2 separate regions of the Mus musculus genome follow, and region 2 is linked to region 1. A link is a loop called in an ENCODE intact Hi-C map of the cell type or tissue named here. Cell type or tissue: left cerebral cortex. All regions are shown on one strand. Links, peaks and the distances in the headings refer to the core of each region. The heading gives the core; the rest is flanking DNA.

Region 1 (7,859 bases), core at 940-5,939:
AATTGTACATATGTATATGTCTGTTTGTCTATACATATATATGTAGGTCTATGTGTATGTATGTAAGTATGTGTGAACACTTGTGGAGCTGAGAAGACAGGTGGTCAGGCCTAAGCCCATGAGTGTGTGTGTGTGTGTGTGAATGTGTATGTGTCTGTGCTTATGGCCTAAATAAAACATTTCCTTTCTGTGCGTGTGACTTTCTTTTCCTTTTTATCTGGGTCTCAAAGAGTTGACAAAACTCTGAGCATCTCTAGAATAAAAGAACAAGAGCCTGAATAAGCTAACTCCTTTATTTTATTACCCGCCCCACCCCACTGTTAAACAGCAGGTATCAATCCCCAGAAGCCAGCAGTTTCTGGACCCAGAAGAGCAAAGAGTTAGAAGAAAACAAAACAAAACAAAAAAACCCCCAAAAGCTAGCTACTTTTGCCCTAGCAATCACAACTTTTGCCACGATGATCGCCAATGTCTCCATTGATTCCTTCTTCAGCAAAGGTCCCTGGCAGATGGACCCCATAGGCTCACAGAGACTTGTGGCCTTGTTGGAGGAACTATGTCACTGGGGGCAGGCTTTGAGGTTTCAGATGTTCCAGCCAGGCCCAGCATCATCCTCTCTCTCTGCTGCCTGCAGATCGAGATGTAAAACTCTCAGCTCCTTCTCCAGCACCAAGTCTGCCTGCAAGCTTCCATGCTTCCTACTCTGATGATAATGAACTAAACCTCTGGAACTGTAAGCCAGCCCAATAATAAATCTAATTATTAATTATATATAAATATACAGTATCTATAACTTATAATATTTAAAAGTTGCCACGGTCATGATGTTTTTCACAGCAATAGAAATCCTAACTGAAACAGTATCAAGAAGGTTAACCCATGATTTTAAAATTACTGTCACTTCTGGTAAACTTCATTAGGCTGATACTCAATTGACTAATGTTAGGATCTCCTGCTCAAAGGAAACGCAAGTATACTTGAATTCTGAAATGTCTGTTTTCCTTTTTCCTTCTTCTGCACTCCCCTCTTCCTGTAGTTATTGATACAGTAAGTCTCTGTTGCTGACTACAGTCCTGGTTTCTTACTTCTTTGTTTTCATTTGGTTTTTAGGTTTAGATGAATTGATTGATTGGTTGATTGATTGATTGATTGATTTTGGTATTTTTTGAGGCAGAGTTTCTCAGGCAGTTTTGACTATCCTGGAACTTACTTTGTAGACCAGGCTGGCCGGCCTCAAGCTCACAGAAATCTGCCTGCCTCTCTGCCTCCAGAGTCCTGGAATTAAAGTCATAAAATTTGGATAATTTTTGAGACATGTTAAAGCTGCCTTTTAACTCCTTTTGTAGCCTAGACTAGCCACAAACCCAAGAGTGTCATGCCTCTGCCATGTAAGAGCTGGGATTACAGGCATACACTATCACATTGGGCTCCTGCATCTTTATGTGTGCAATTCTCTCTCTTGTTTAGAATGGTCTTTTTAAAGATTTACTTATTTATCTTATGTGTATGAGTACACTATAGGTGTCTTCAGACATACCAGAACAGGGCATCAGGTCCTGTTACAGATAGTTGTGAGCCACCATGTGGTTGCTGGGATTTGAACTTAGGACCTCTGGAAGAGCAGTCAGTGCTCTTAACCACTGAACCATCTCTCTAGCCCTAGAATGTTCTTTCTAAATGATCCACACATCCTTCAGCATTCACCCCTCAGCACACTGGCATAGGGATTAAAAGCCAACAAAGGCCACACCTCCCTATAAGCCTATTTCTTTCAAACCACCACAAATCCCAATAGAAAGCAATGTGTGTCTGCTAAGAACAACCTGATCCTGCACGTGGCAGTTCTGGAAAACTCCACCCGTGGAAATTCGTGGAAGTCCCCTGGGTAGCAGGAAACAGGATGATGCTATTGTTTATTAAAAGAAAGAACTGGATATAAGCTGGAATGCAGGTCAGTTGATAGTGTTATCTAGCATGCATGAAGCCCTGGGTTTGATCCCTTGCACTGACTCAAACTGGGCATGGTGGCACACACCGTGCAAAACACTTGGGTGGAGGAATAGAAACAGAATAATCAGAAGTTGAAGATCAGCTATGCCTGCAAGGCCAACCTGGGCTAAATAGGAGCTTGTCTGCAACAACAACAACTACAACGAACTTAGCCTACCATTGTATTTGACTTTGCTGTACCAAGGACTGAAAACAGAGTTTCACACACACTGGGTAAGTGCTCTACCACTGAGCTACATCCGCAGTATAACTTTGGACAAGTTATTTCTCTGAATCTAAACTTCCTTCTTACATAAGAGTGTCTACTCCTTAATTTGGTAAGGAACGCAGTTACCATGTATACAAAGGTACTCTGTAAGAACCCAGCTTAATCAGCCTCATTAAATTTTATCAACTTAATTTTTTTGTTCCATTTATTTTTATCGGGATTGGAGATGCAGCTACATGCAAATGAGGGTCAGACAACAATTTTCTGGAGTCTTATTTTTCTCCTTCTACATCTGCATGGACTCTGGGGATCAAACTCAGGGCCTAAGATTTGCACAGCAAACGCTTTATTCACTGATCCATCTCGCTGGTCCAAATATTACCCACTTTCAGGAACTGGGAATAAGAATACTTTTATTATCACTGATCTTTGATTTCACTAGGTAAGCAGGCTTTTAGGAAAGGTTGCTTTGTTGTTCAAGGCCTTGCTGCTTTAGGGAGGGATCAATTCTCATCTATTTAGATTACTGACTGAGGACACAGCAAGGAGGCTGGGTAACCGTACTCCAGTGCTCTCTCTGTCCAGAGTAAGATTCACAGTAGCTAGAGGAAATCACTGGTCAGCCGTCGCCATGACAACATCAGACCGTCCTCCGGTCCATCAACGGAAGGGGGCGGTGTCTGGAGAGTAGATCGCCTAGGTGGCCACGCGTGCCTGGGTCGCATGCAGCCCAGAGGAGTCCTCGGGTGCCAGGCAGGCACTGCTTCCTCTGTCCGCACGGGGGCGACGCAGAGCTGAGCTCCGCGCGTGCGTGGGAGCCAGTGACCGCACTGGGTCCTCTGGGCCCGAAACTGGAAGCTCCCACAGGCTCCCCTCCAAGCGTCTGATCTGACGTCGTCCACGACACACGACAGCCTCTCCCAGGACCGCCCAGCTCATGTACGGCTCTGACCCGACCATCACAGCCCTCACCGAGGCCGACACCAGACCCAAGCTTCCCAGGGACCAGCTTTGGCTATCGCCAGTCCCAGGAGGCCCAGGGAGCACGCGCACGCACGTGTGTGGGCGGGGCTTCAGGTTGGAACGCCCCCTCAGGGGCGGGGTCATAATCTGGGGAGCGCGCGGGGTGATGGGAGCAGTAGCCACGCGGAAGCCAAGCGAGCACGGGGCTGATTTACAGGGCACCACGTGGCTTGGTGGGTTTGGGTGCTCGATGCTGGCCCTAGGGTATCTCGGAAATGGGCTCCAGTCGTGCCATGTGTCGGAACGCGGCTTGGGGGAGGACATACAGGACAGTCCTGGGGCCCAGTCTGGGACTAGATCTAGGTCCTTGGTTTATAGAGTTAGTCGGAGGTCCTTGGTGTGTCATCCACGCTTTAACATTCCAGCCATTGCCCAGGCTTGTCACTTGGCGGCACCCTCCCGCCACTCACAGCAGGATATGCCCTTCTCAGAACCCAGCCAAACAGAGAGGCTCATGAGCGCTTCATCTTCAGTTTCAACAAGATTAGGTTGCCAGGCATGGTGGCTCATGCCTGTCATTCCTGGGGCGGGAAGGTCTTGGAGCCCAGCCCTGGCTACATAGTGAGTTCCTGGCTTTTTGAATACAAAGTGAGACCCTGTGTTAAAGAACTAAAACAAACAAAACCGAACAAGCATCCAAAACCTAAAACAAGCAAGCTAGACAGATAGAGGTGAGTTCTCCCGAGTCCGTTTGTGACTCCAGCAGTTTCCCTTACAGGGAGGGCTGGGGGACAGCCTCAGCAACTTAACACTGAATGCTATTGTTAACTGAAGTGCACCAGGGATAGGAGGGAGATGCATTTTCTTTCTGTTTTCTGGGGTTCAGCATAGACTGGACGTACCAATAAACCCTGCCTGCTCGCTCGTTCTCTCTCTCTCTCTCTCTCTCTCTCTCTCTCTCTCTCTCTCTCTCTCTCTCTCTCTCTCTCTCCCTCCCTCCCTTCCTCCCCCCCCCTTTTAATATGAGGCCCTGGCACAGCGAAAGTTAAAACATTTAAAATGTAATTCTAATTCATAAATCTTTTTAAAAATTAACCTTACAAAAACCAATTTAAGCCGGCCATAGTGACACAGGACTTTAATCTCAGGACTTGGGAGGCAGAGGCAAGCAGATCTCTGAGGTTGAAGCCAGCCTGGTCTACAGAGCACTCAGAGAAATCATGCCTTAAAAAAAAAAAAAGTGAGGCTATGCCAGTGCCTGGCAAATACAGAAGTGGATGCTCACAGTCATCTATAGGATGGAACACAGGGCCCCCAATGGAGGAGCTAGAGAAAGTACCCAAGGAGCTGAAGGGGTCTGCAACCCTATAGGTAGAACAACAATATGAACTAACCAGTACCCCCAGAGCTCGTGTCTCTAGCTGCATATGTAGCAGAAGATGGCCTAGTTGGCCACCATTGGGAAGAGAGGCCCCTTGGTCTTGCAAACTTTATATGCCCCAGTACAGGGGAACGCCAGGGCCAAGAAGTGGGAGTGGGTGGGTAGGGGAGCAGGGCCGGGGGTGGGGGTATAGGGACTTTTAGGATAGCATTTGAAATGTAAATGAAGAAAATATCTAATAAAAAATTTGAAAAAAAAAGAGAGAGAACTTTCAGGTTTTGTTTTGTTTTGAGACGGGATTTCTCACTGTGTAGACCAGGCTAGCCTTGAACTCAGATTCGCCTGCCTCTTTCTCCGAGCATTAGGATTAAAGACATGAACTGCCTTGTAGAACTAAAAGTCCTCATCCTTTTACTTTTTTTTTTCACACACAGTATTTTTGTGTTTACCGGCTTGAGAGATCCTACATATATAAATAAGAAGAGGTCACATGCCTATGGTTGACTCAATCTATACTGTCCTGTGTTTGTGTCAATACATAATAGATAGGATTGTTATTTAAAGAGTCGGTATTTCCAGAAAATGAACATTTACAATTCAGTTAGTCCACCAGTAATGAACTCTTAGTTTGGGCCTGTGCTTATAACAATATAACAGAACTACGTGATCACTGTCAACAGTTTTAGAGGGAATATTGGTAAGAACCAAGAAAGTCATCAAGATTAAGTCTCCTTGGTTACTTGCTCTCCTCCAGCCTGCATTGGCTTGCTTATTTGGTTCTGGTTTGGTTGATAGGGTCTCTCTGTGTAGCCCTGGTTGGCCTGGAACTCCCTCTTTAGACCAGGCTGGCCTCGAACTCACAAATATCCTCTGACTCCCTAGTGCTGGTTTGTGTGAAACGTGTTTGCCACCACCCTGGACCAGCTGATATTGTCTTATTATGTTGAGGCATAGTCTGTGTGACCCAAATTAAACCTGGAACTGACAATGTAGCCCAACCTGGCCCTGAACTTCGAGCAATCCTCCTGCCTCAGCCTCCCAAGTACCGAGAATACAAGTTTATTCTGTAAACTATACTGGATGGATTGGTTAATGCTAAGTAATTCATGCAGTGGGAATCTGGGGTCTGGACAAAGTTGTCCAGGGAGGGTTCCTTGCTAGGGTCACACAGCTAGGACGGAATGGCACAGCCCGGAACCCGGCCCAACTTTATCTGATTCCATGCCTCTGTTGGTCTCTTCCTGTTAGTGTTCAGCTGACTTCCTTCCAATCTTTATTTCTGTGCAACAGGGCAAAAATATTTACATGTAAATATTCATCGTTTTTCCTCCTCCAGCCTTGGTTCGAAACATATTGTGACAATTGCCAAGGAAGGGGGTAGACATGAAGCACAAGCCTGCTGTGTTCTGGAGGGATTCCTCCCAGGCCCACTCAGGAAAAGCTGCTGGCAGAGCAGGGGTGGCAGAGCAGTGGCAGAGCCAGGAGGGTTAGCGACTCAGAGAGGGGAGACTAAGCAGGGCATTCTAGAACTGCTCTGGCAACTTGGGACGTGGAGGAAGTCTTAGGATTCTGAGCATCTGTCTGCTGCAAGATGCCCTGGGTAATGCCAGCCCTGCAAACCCCTCAGCCTCCCGTGCAGGCTTTTGCCTCTTGTCTGTGCATTTGAGCTTAGATGGGTTATTAGGGGAGGAAACCGGACCGGTTTATTTAGGCATGTGAACTTTGTACTCTTTCTCTAAAAATTTATTTTTTTTCTTTTAGTGTGTATGAATGTTTGCCTGCATGCATGTAATTGTATTGTGTGCATGCCACGTGCCTGTGGAGGTCAGGAAAGGGTGTCAAATGCTCTGAAATGAGAGTTACAGACAGTTGTGAACCACCACATACACACTCCTAAGCACACCCACTCATCTGCACGCAAACTTCTACACACACACCCATGCATATGCATAAATAATAAATACATTTAATTATTTTTAGAAGAAGAAGAGAAAAATAACTGCTGGAGCCAAGCATTGTGGTTCATGTTTGTAATCCTAGTACCTGGGAGACAGAAGCAGGAGGACCAGGAGTTCAAAGTCATCTGTGTTGGTATAGCAACGGATCTGTCCTCGCCCAGCCCCCCCCCCCCCCCAAGCCACCAAATACACACAAAAGAGAAACCCAGAGAAGCTTGCTGCTTTGCCGGTTCTCAGTTTTGTGGTCAGGGGGGACTCTTCCTGCCCTCTTTGCTTCCATTGCAAAAATGCAGAACTTCTCTGTTTCTTAATCTGTGTCTTCTTGTAACTTCATTTTATTCTTAAAGACAGGATCTCTCTGTGTTGCCTTAGCTATCCTGTAACTCACTCTGTAGACGAGGCTGGCCTCCAACTCACAGAGATGCACCTACCTGCCTCTGCCTCCTGAGTGCTGGGATCAAAGGTGTGGGCCAACACTGCCAGGCTTCTAATTTCCTTTCTTATTTTTAAAATTCTTTTCCATTTTTGTTATGGGTCTGTGTACACGAGTGTGGGTGCCCAAGGAGCCCAGAGGTGTCAATCTCCCTGGAACTGGGGTGACAGGCAGTAGTTATAAACTGCCTGATGTGGTGCCAGGAACCAAACTTTCAGATCCTCTGTAGGAGCAGTAGCTACTCTTAACCGCCGAGCCCTCTCTCGGCCCTTGTTCCAATTTCTTACTGACTTTTGACTTTTAGTTTGTTCTTTTGTTTTTTTGTTTTAACTTTTTTTTTTAAAGATTTTATTTAATTAAAGTATATGAGTACGCCTGGAGTGGTGGCATGCCTTTAATCCCAGCACTTGGGAGTGCTGCAGAGGCAGGCAGATTTCTGAGTTGGAGGCCAGCCTGGTCTACAGAGTGAGTTCCAGGACAGCCAGGGCTACACAGAGAAAAAAACCCTGTCTCGAAAACCAAAAAAAAAAAAAAAAAAAAAGTATATGAGTACAATGTCATGTCTTCAGGTGCACCAGAAGAGGGCATCAGATCCCATTACAGATGATTGTGAGACACCTTGTGGTTGCTGTGAATTGAACTCAGGACCTCTGGAAGAGCAGCAGTCAGTGTTCTTAACCGCCGAGCCATCTCTCCAGCCCCTTAATTTTTTTTTTTTTATTTTTATACGTTTTCTTTTTAAAGATTTATTTATTTCATGTATGTGGGTACACTGTCGCTGTCTTCAGACACACCAGAAGAGGGCATCAGATCCCATTACAAGTAGTTGTGAGCCATCATGTGGTTGCTGAGAATTGAACTCAGGACCTCTGGAAGAGCAGTCAGTGCTCTTAACCACGGAGCCAT
Region 2 (7,859 bases), core at 1,738-6,737, 96 kb after region 1:
GTCTACAGAGTGAGTTCCAGGACAGCCAGGGCTACAGAGAAACCCTGTCTTGAAAAACCAAAAAACAAAACAAAGCAAAACAAAAAAGTTCTTTATTGAGACCATCTATACTCTCATTTGTTTGCTTGTTTTTACTATGTATTATTTTATATTACATTTTAAAATATTTTGTATTATAAAAATACTATTATTTAATGTACATGCATGAGTACCTGCACATAGGTATGTGAATCAGGTTCATGACTGGTGTCCAAAGAGGACCAGGACTGGATGCCCTGGAACTGAAGTTACAAGTGGTTGTGAGCCACCATGGGTGCTGGGAAAAGAACCATGTTTATTCTCTGCAAGTGCTTTTTACTGAGCCATCTCTCCAGCTCAGTCAGGCCTGCCTACTTTTGTTTGATTTTTTTTTTCCCCCAAAAGCAAAATAACTTAGGGGACTGAAGACAAATGTAATTTGGTAGGATGCTTGCCTAGGCTATCTCTCATGGTGATTGAAGCCAGCAGGGAGTACACAGCAAGGCCTGCCCTCAAAATTTAATAAGTAAATCTATAAGCACAAGATCAGATAATCACTCCGGTAAATTCAGACATGGTGAGACGTAGGTAGTAGAGGTGGTTATGGTAGTAGCATCCATTACAGTAACCAGCACTGGGGAAGGAAACAGGCAAGTAAGTTCAAGGACAACCTGAATTCTATAGCATGAGACTTTTTCTTTGGGGGGGATTGGGGTTGTTTTTGTTTTTCCAGACAGGGTTTCTCCGTGTAACAGCCTTATCTGTCCTGGTATTCACTTTTTTTTTTTTAAAGATTTATTTATTTATTATAAGTACGTACACTGTAGCTGTCTTCAGACACACCAGAAGAGGGAGTCAGATCTCGTTACGGATGGTTGTGAGCCACCATGTGGTTGCTGGGATTTGAACTCCGGACCTTCGGAAGAGCAGTCGGGTGCTCTTCCTGGTATTCACTTTATAGACCAGGCTAGCCTGGAACTCACAGAGATCTACCTGCCTCTGCCTCCTGAGTGCTTGGGATTAAATTCTGTGCCACTCACTGCCTGACTTGGTTCCACCAGAGTCTCTTCAGAAGTGCCAAAAGGTGGGGCTATGGGTCTGTGGTAGAGTGCTCGCTGTGCTTGTGCGAAGTCTTGGCCTCATCTCCAGCATCCCAAGAGAACTGTGGAGGACAAAGGGAACCCTTGAATTTCAAGAATCTATTATCTGCAGTCTTTTAGACAGTGCTAATTGCTGTGTTTTCCAACAAACTGCTTAGACAGTAAAGCTACTTTATTCTAAGGTACTGTATTCTAAATAATGGCACAGGGTCACGCAGGTGACCTAGTTTATATTTACAAGACCTATGTATATTCTAAGCTAAAATATATGCCTAAAGTTCCTACCCATCTGTTCTAAGGTCTTGCTACAGCCCACCCAGGACAAGTCTACTTCCTTTGTAAAACAAAGCAAAAGAAAAAGCCAAAAAAAAAAAAAATCAAAACTTTTTAAAAAAAATTGAGACAGGGTTTTAGCCTGGAATTTTCTATGTAGACCAGGCTGGCCTCAAACTTGTAGAGATCTTCTAGCCTCTGCCTCAATAGCACTCGGATTCCAGGCATGTGAGACCACACCACACTTAACAAGTCCAATTCTTTTTCCATCACTCAGAAGTCCACCTTTCCGGATAAGCCAGGGGTTGAAGCTTTCGCCTTAATTTGGCTAACTGTTGTCATTATGATATTCCTTAAAGGAAACCTCATTACTTAGGAATGGTCTAACCATGCAGAGTGCAGCTTTTTCCCTGTTCCAGAAGCTGTGTTTCCATTAATCCAACCTAAGATGATTCTTGTTCCAGAGCCCTGTGTGGAGAGACAACCGTCCTGACTCCTCAGCACCTTCCTTGCCTTGTGCGTGTTTATGTTCCTTCTGTGGCTCTGTCGTAACATGCCCATATGCTTCTCTATTGCACGACCTTGATCTTCATTCTTTGCACTGTATTGCCGATCCGAAGTGCACACATGCTACATTTATTTTCCTCTCACCTTCCATCACCTCCTCTCTTTCCACTTTCACTTCCTGACGCCTCCCTGGTCCACCATGAGTGTATCCAGGCTGTTTTCCAGGCAGCCTCCCTCTTTTTATCAAGTAGTAGGCATGTTCCAACACATCACTGTGCCACTGCCCAAATGTGTCTAACCTGGTTAGCACTTAGAATGCAGACGCTGACAGTCGGACGCTGGTTTCCAAGACACTAATCTGATTTGGGAACGCTTCCTCTAAGCACATCTCAAATTTCACTTCCTTGAAGTTCCAAGCAAAGACCTAGCCTAGCCTAGGAGCTGCTGCTCATACAGACAACACTCTCCATGAAAAAAAGTAGTGAACAGACACTGTTCATTCCGCCGACAGTTAAGTGAGGATCAGCCTGGGCGACAAGAAGCAGCTGGAAACAGCCTGTATTCAAATCCTAGAACTATTGTTCTCCGCCTGGGTGTTCCTGGTAACTGCTCGCATTCTAGAATGAGCACAGCCACTGTGGCCAACTCTTGGACCTGCTGTGAGCAGTTAAGTCACTCAGAGCATTTAGAACAGGGTCTAGCTCTCACATAGTTAAAACAGGCATTATTATTATTATTCCCCCGAGGTGTAAAAGGATTTAAAAGTACAACAGAAATGAGATTATTTCTGCCAGGCTTTCCTGCTCAGGTCTCTGCAAGCCTTGGTGTGGAGGTGGCTTTATAAGGAAGCGGACATTCAGAGGGAGACTCACGAGTCATTTGTGAATGAATGCCCTCGATCTGGGGCTAACAAGGAACAGGGGGCAATTGTTATTTAAGAGGAAGAGTAAAGGCCAGAAAACCAGAGCGGAGCCCCCGACTTAAGAGCTTCCTTTCCTGCCTACTGGAAACCAACAAAGCAGAGACAACAAACAAACCTGTCTCAGCCCGAAAGAGGCAAAGGTGGCTTCTAGCTGGACTTCACAAAAGTGGGCTAAAAGGTTAAAGTCTCCAGATTTAAAAAAAAAGAAGAAGAAAAGAAAGAAAGCACGAGCTCTCCTGTCCCTTCAAAACGTCCCTTTTTATTTTTTGGTCACAGAGCTGTTTAGTATGGAATTCTAGAAAATGCCAAGGGTCCCACAGACTTCTATACTTTGTGACATTGCATGGTTCACGGGTAGACTACACTAACATATAAGAAATTAGTTTAGGTTGTGTCAAATCACCTTAAAACACACTAAGTAAATGGGAAGGGCCCGAACAAAGAGACTTATTAAGCTGGTTTAACCGCATTCAGCTTCACTATGCTTAATCCGCTTCAGGGGTTCGCGTTAAACAACAAACTCGGTTTCTTGGCCTAAACCTTTTTTCCTAAAAGGACACTTTCTTGCAAGTGTGATGTTTGTTTACGTCTTTTCAGTCCCCGGGAGAGAAAAGAATTTACCTGACTGGGTTGCATTTTCGGACAATATCGACTAGAAAACGGAAAGAGAGGGCGATGGGTTATACAATTCTTGAAACTACTGAGGCATGGAAAGTGTGTGATTGTTCAGTCCCAGAAAAAGGCCAGTTACTGACACCCGGGTTGAGGACTTCATCCAGCAGCGCATTAAATAAGGCTGCGAGAGAAAGAATAAGGTGTAATTAAGCCGGTGTTGTTCGTGCCTGCTTACGGGGCCTGGCAGCAATTTGGTTGAACACCCTTCATCTTGAGAAATTTATAATTTGGCAGTAAGTTGGCAGGAACCCAGTTCAATATTGCAAAATCTGGGAAATGTCGAAACGTGGCTGGCTCACTGAACTTTTCCGGGGTCTTTCGAATTATTACTATTTTTTTTCCTTCCTCTCGGATTCAGAGAGCAGCGTGCCTCTTCAGAGAAGGCCACGAGGTTTTTTAAAAGCACAAAGTCAAGGAAGCGCAGTCATGAGGGCCGCGAGCAAACTTTCCTGACTCCGACCTTTGTGTGCACACCGGGGGAGAAACGGGTTTCCACTGCTAAAGCCGAGTTCAAGCGGTTGGTGGCCCTTTAAAAAAAAAAAAAACCCAACACCCCCCCAACCAGTACTTTGGTTTCCGGAGTGCGAGCCGCGCCACGCTTCGCCCAAGCCCCACTCCCCGTTGTTTTTTTTAAAAAGTCCGAGAGAGGTCGCCAGGCTTAAGTGACATGTGGCCAACTCTGGCTGCCTGGGCCCAAGTTGCTCCAACCGGCTTCTCGAAAAGTGGCTGCGAGTTCCCCTGACGGGAAACCGGCCGGTGCTAGCGCGCCCCGGGTCCGGTTCCCACGGAAGCGGCGGCCGCGACGCCTCCGTCGAGGGCGCGGCGAGCGGCAGGGGGCAGCAGCGGGAACCCGTTGTTCTGGAGGCGGGGTGGGGCGGGAAGCGCCCCCCACCTCGGCTTCCGCGCCCTCCCCTCCCCTCCCCCCAGCTCCCTCCCCTCGGCAGGGAGGAGGGCGGGGACGCCGAGCCCTCCCCCCGGGGAGGAGGGGGCCTGCGCGACGCGCACCCCTCCCCCCCGGCCGCTGCTCCTGGCGCCCCGAGGCGGGAGTTTCCAGGAAGAGCTCCGAGCGCGGCCGCACCACCGGGCGCACGGACACGTTAAGTAGTTCCTCCGCGCGGCCTCCTTGGGAGGCCGCGCTCCAGACGCCAGGGCCGGCCCGGGTCGGAACCGTGGAGAGACAAGGATGGAGGCCCGGCCGCGGGGACCTGAGGGCCCGGAGGTCGCCGAGGCCACTTTCCGTCCCCCGGGGAGGGGGAATGTGAGGGGGTGGTACAACGAGTTCCGGCCGCGGGCTCGGGCGCGCCCGGTGGAGTGAAGCGCCGCGCGCTCGAAGCGCTCACAGAGTTAAAGTGGGCGGGAAAACCCGGAGCGGACTCTTCGGTAGCACGCCCGAGCCCTCCCACCCCGCTCTTCGTGGGGGAGGGGACGGGCACGGCAGGAGTCTCCGTCCCGGGCTCCCGACACCCCCCCACGGAAGAAACAGGTGTCCGCCGGTCCCCTCGGGGGACCCCCGCAGGCCTCGCGGGGCCGGGTGGCGCGGGGAGGGCAGGCCAGCCCCTCCTCTGCCAGCGTGCGCACCGTCGGGGCCGGGCGCGCGGTGGCGGCGAACCTCCCGAGCCGGCGGGCGGGTGGGAGGAGCGCGACGCGCATGCGTGCGGTGGGAGCGCGCGTCCCGCCCCCTTGCCCGAGCGACTTCGCTCCTCCCCTCCCCCCACGTCCCTCGGCCGCCACCTCCGCGTCTCCCCCGCAGCCCGCGCGCTCTCCTCCGGGGAGGTGGCCGGTCCTGCCCGTCCACTGACTATAACCCCTTCACCCCAGTTTCGCCCCGCCTCCGCCGAGCTCCGGTACAAACTCCGCTGCCAAGGGCTCGGCTTTAGCATTCCCGCCTCCGCCCTCTCTCTCTCCCTCCCAACCCTAGAGCACTTCCTGCAAACTGCCCGGCTGCGCTGCCGCTGCTGCTTTCCGTTGCGGGCGCGGCACCACCCTGTACCCCGGCTCCCTCTACTTAGCCTGCTCCATTTTACAGATGGGGAACTCAAGGTCGACCCCTGGGAGTTTTGTTTTTTCCAAAATGAAGCACGGGAACTGCCATCCTGGAAGGGTAAACCTCGACTTTCCACAATTTAAGCTACTTCCAGCTGCAGTCCTTAACTCCCCTGGGACCCTGTTGTCCCTCTGGTCTGTAGCAGCCCACCCAGTTGACATATACCAGTGAAGCAGGTGACCCCAAGTCATGGCAGAAAGACGTGTAATAGAGGAGAGGCAAATTAATTGGCAAAGATTTTTTTATTTGCTTTTTGTGGAAGCTTAGCCCATACTGGCCTCGAATTCTTTTTTTTTTTTTTTTTTTTTTTTTGGTTTTTCGAGACAGGGTTTCGAAAAAGAGGCAGGCAGATTTCTGAGTTCGAGACCAGCCTGGTCTACAGAGTGAGTTACAGGGAAGCCAGGGCAACACAGAGAAACCCTGTCTCAAAGCAAAACAAACAAACAAAAAATAACTGTAATATTTTCTCTTAAATTTTATAATTTTGTTATTCTTTCCACTCGAGACTAGAGACCATTCTTTTGAGTTTTGTTTTTTTCTTTTGCGAGACAGGGTTTCTCTGTATAGTCCTGGCTGTCATGGAACTCACCAGGCTGGCCTTGAACTCTGAAATCCACCTGCCTCTGCCTCCCGAGTGCTGAGATTAAAGGCGTGTGCCACCACTGCCTGGTTCTTTTGAGTTTTTGGAAACACTTTTTTTTTTTTTTCAAAGATTTATTTATCATTATACATAAGTACACTGTAGCTGTCTTCAGACAAACCAGAAGAGAGTGTCAGATTTCATTTCGGGTGGTTGTGAGTCACCATGTGGTTGCTGGGATTTGAACTCAGGACCTTTGGAAGAGCAGTCAGTGTTCTTACCCGCTGAGCCATCTCGCCAGCCCCGGAAACACTTTTAAAGAATGTGCTCCCCCAACAACATAAATCACACCATTTGAGAGAGGTAAAGACTCCAGATGTGGCTCAAGCTGACCTGGAACTCATGATCCTACTGCCTCAGCCACCACATCTGGCTCTATTTTATCTTGAGATAACTTTTCTGTTAGTACTGTTGGTCTTCTGTTCTGGGACTCTCCCATATCCCTAGTGTCAGTTCTTCCTTGGACTTTAGGCTCTAATTACAGTTAGCTCATGTCCATAAGAGATTTTCAAGAGAATTGATGAAAGCCAAGAGAATCCTGAAAACAGTAGCTCTCTAAACTTACTGTGGGACATAAACTTAAAAGCTATATCAGGAATTTACTTATTCCTACCCCCCCCCCGCCGTGTGTGTGTGTGTGTGTGTGTGTGTGTGTGTGTGTGTGTGTTTGCATAGGTTGTGTGAAGGTCAGAGGACAACCTGTAGGAATCTTTCTATCTACAATGTGGGTTCTTGGGAATTTAACTCTGGTTATCGGATCTTTCTGTGCTGAGCCATCTGTCTGCCCCATAACCAGAAATTTAAGGGAACAAAAGACTTATGTTGTATTTTTCATTTTTAGGGACTCATCATTTCAGATTAACTGTTTTGAGGGTTTCATTGCAAACATTGTAAATATGTTTTGGTTCAGTATTGATTTGCTTTATTTTTTCCTCCCCCAAGACAGGGTTTCTCTGTGGGCCCTGGCTGCCCTGGAACTCAAAAACATCCACCTGCCTCTGCCTCCCTAGGGTTGAGATTAAAGGCGTGAACCGCCATGTTTTCCTGAGACCGGGTCTCCCACTGAACCGAAAGTTTGCCAATCTAGTTAGATTGGCTGTTCAGGCAAGCCCCTACAATCTTCCTGTCTCCGCCTCTCTGTTGGAATTACAAAAACTAAGTCAAATTCATGACAGTGCCCCTCCTGCAGCCTCTGGGTGCTGCAATTATGGATGAAGACTTCCATCCCCAGCTAAGAAAGTCAAACTACTTTTTGGCCAATTTAGAAAGCTGTATGTCCTTTTTTTCTAGAGAAACGGTCTTACTCTAACTGGGACTAATCTAGGCCCTACTAAGTAGCTATATAGCCAAGGCTTACCCTGAACTTACAGTATTCCCCTGCCTCAGCTTCCTGACTGCTGACATTACAGATGCTCAACACAGTGCCTGGGATCTGGCGATTTTTACAGGGCTCTAAAGATTCTATCGGACTTCTGCTTGGCCTTCAGAGTCTGCTGTTGGATCCTAGTCTGCAAGCCCATGCTCTCAGGGTCTGTGCTGAAGATAATGTAACTAGGTTTTCAGCTCAAACCTATTTCATTTCTAACATTTAAATTCAGAAGTTAAATTGGAAGAATGTCACGAACATTGTCGTTCTTAAGTAAAATGAAAAAAATTACATATGGAAAATATATTACTTGT

Evidence for each region. Peaks named below come from ENCODE experiments on the same cell type or tissue, not always from the same donor. Only the 100,000 strongest peaks of a DNase experiment are listed, where the experiment ranks them.
Region 2: it touches region 1 in a loop (9-fold over the local background); 1 of 42 quality-filtered maps calls a loop at or near these places.

What each region holds. Positions count from the first base shown.
Region 1 is chr4:133,906,200-133,914,058 of GRCm38, reverse strand. No RefSeq gene overlaps it. Among named protein-coding and RNA genes, the nearest start is that of Rps6ka1, 22 kb to the right of the region's middle. In left cerebral cortex, for the core only: CTCF peaks have their summits at 2,981 and 3,672; DNase peaks (open chromatin) are centred at 3,046, 3,236 and 3,583; H3K4me3 peaks cover 1,430 bases; H3K27ac peaks cover 1,573 bases.
Region 2 is chr4:133,810,814-133,818,672 of GRCm38, reverse strand. Gm34296 reads left to right here and starts at 3,528. Exons shown (of 4, transcript XM_030253992.1): 1 at 3,528-3,534; 2 at 4,706-5,596. The coding sequence starts at 3,528. Gm12974 (predicted gene 12974) reads right to left here and starts at 2,194. Exons shown (of 3, transcript NR_168140.1): 1 at 2,043-2,194; 2 at 1,059-1,180. In left cerebral cortex, for the core only: a CTCF peak has its summit at 4,324 (motif pointing right); DNase peaks (open chromatin) are centred at 4,569, 4,862, 5,243, 5,300 and 3 more places; H3K4me3 peaks cover 2,307 bases; H3K27ac peaks cover 4,212 bases.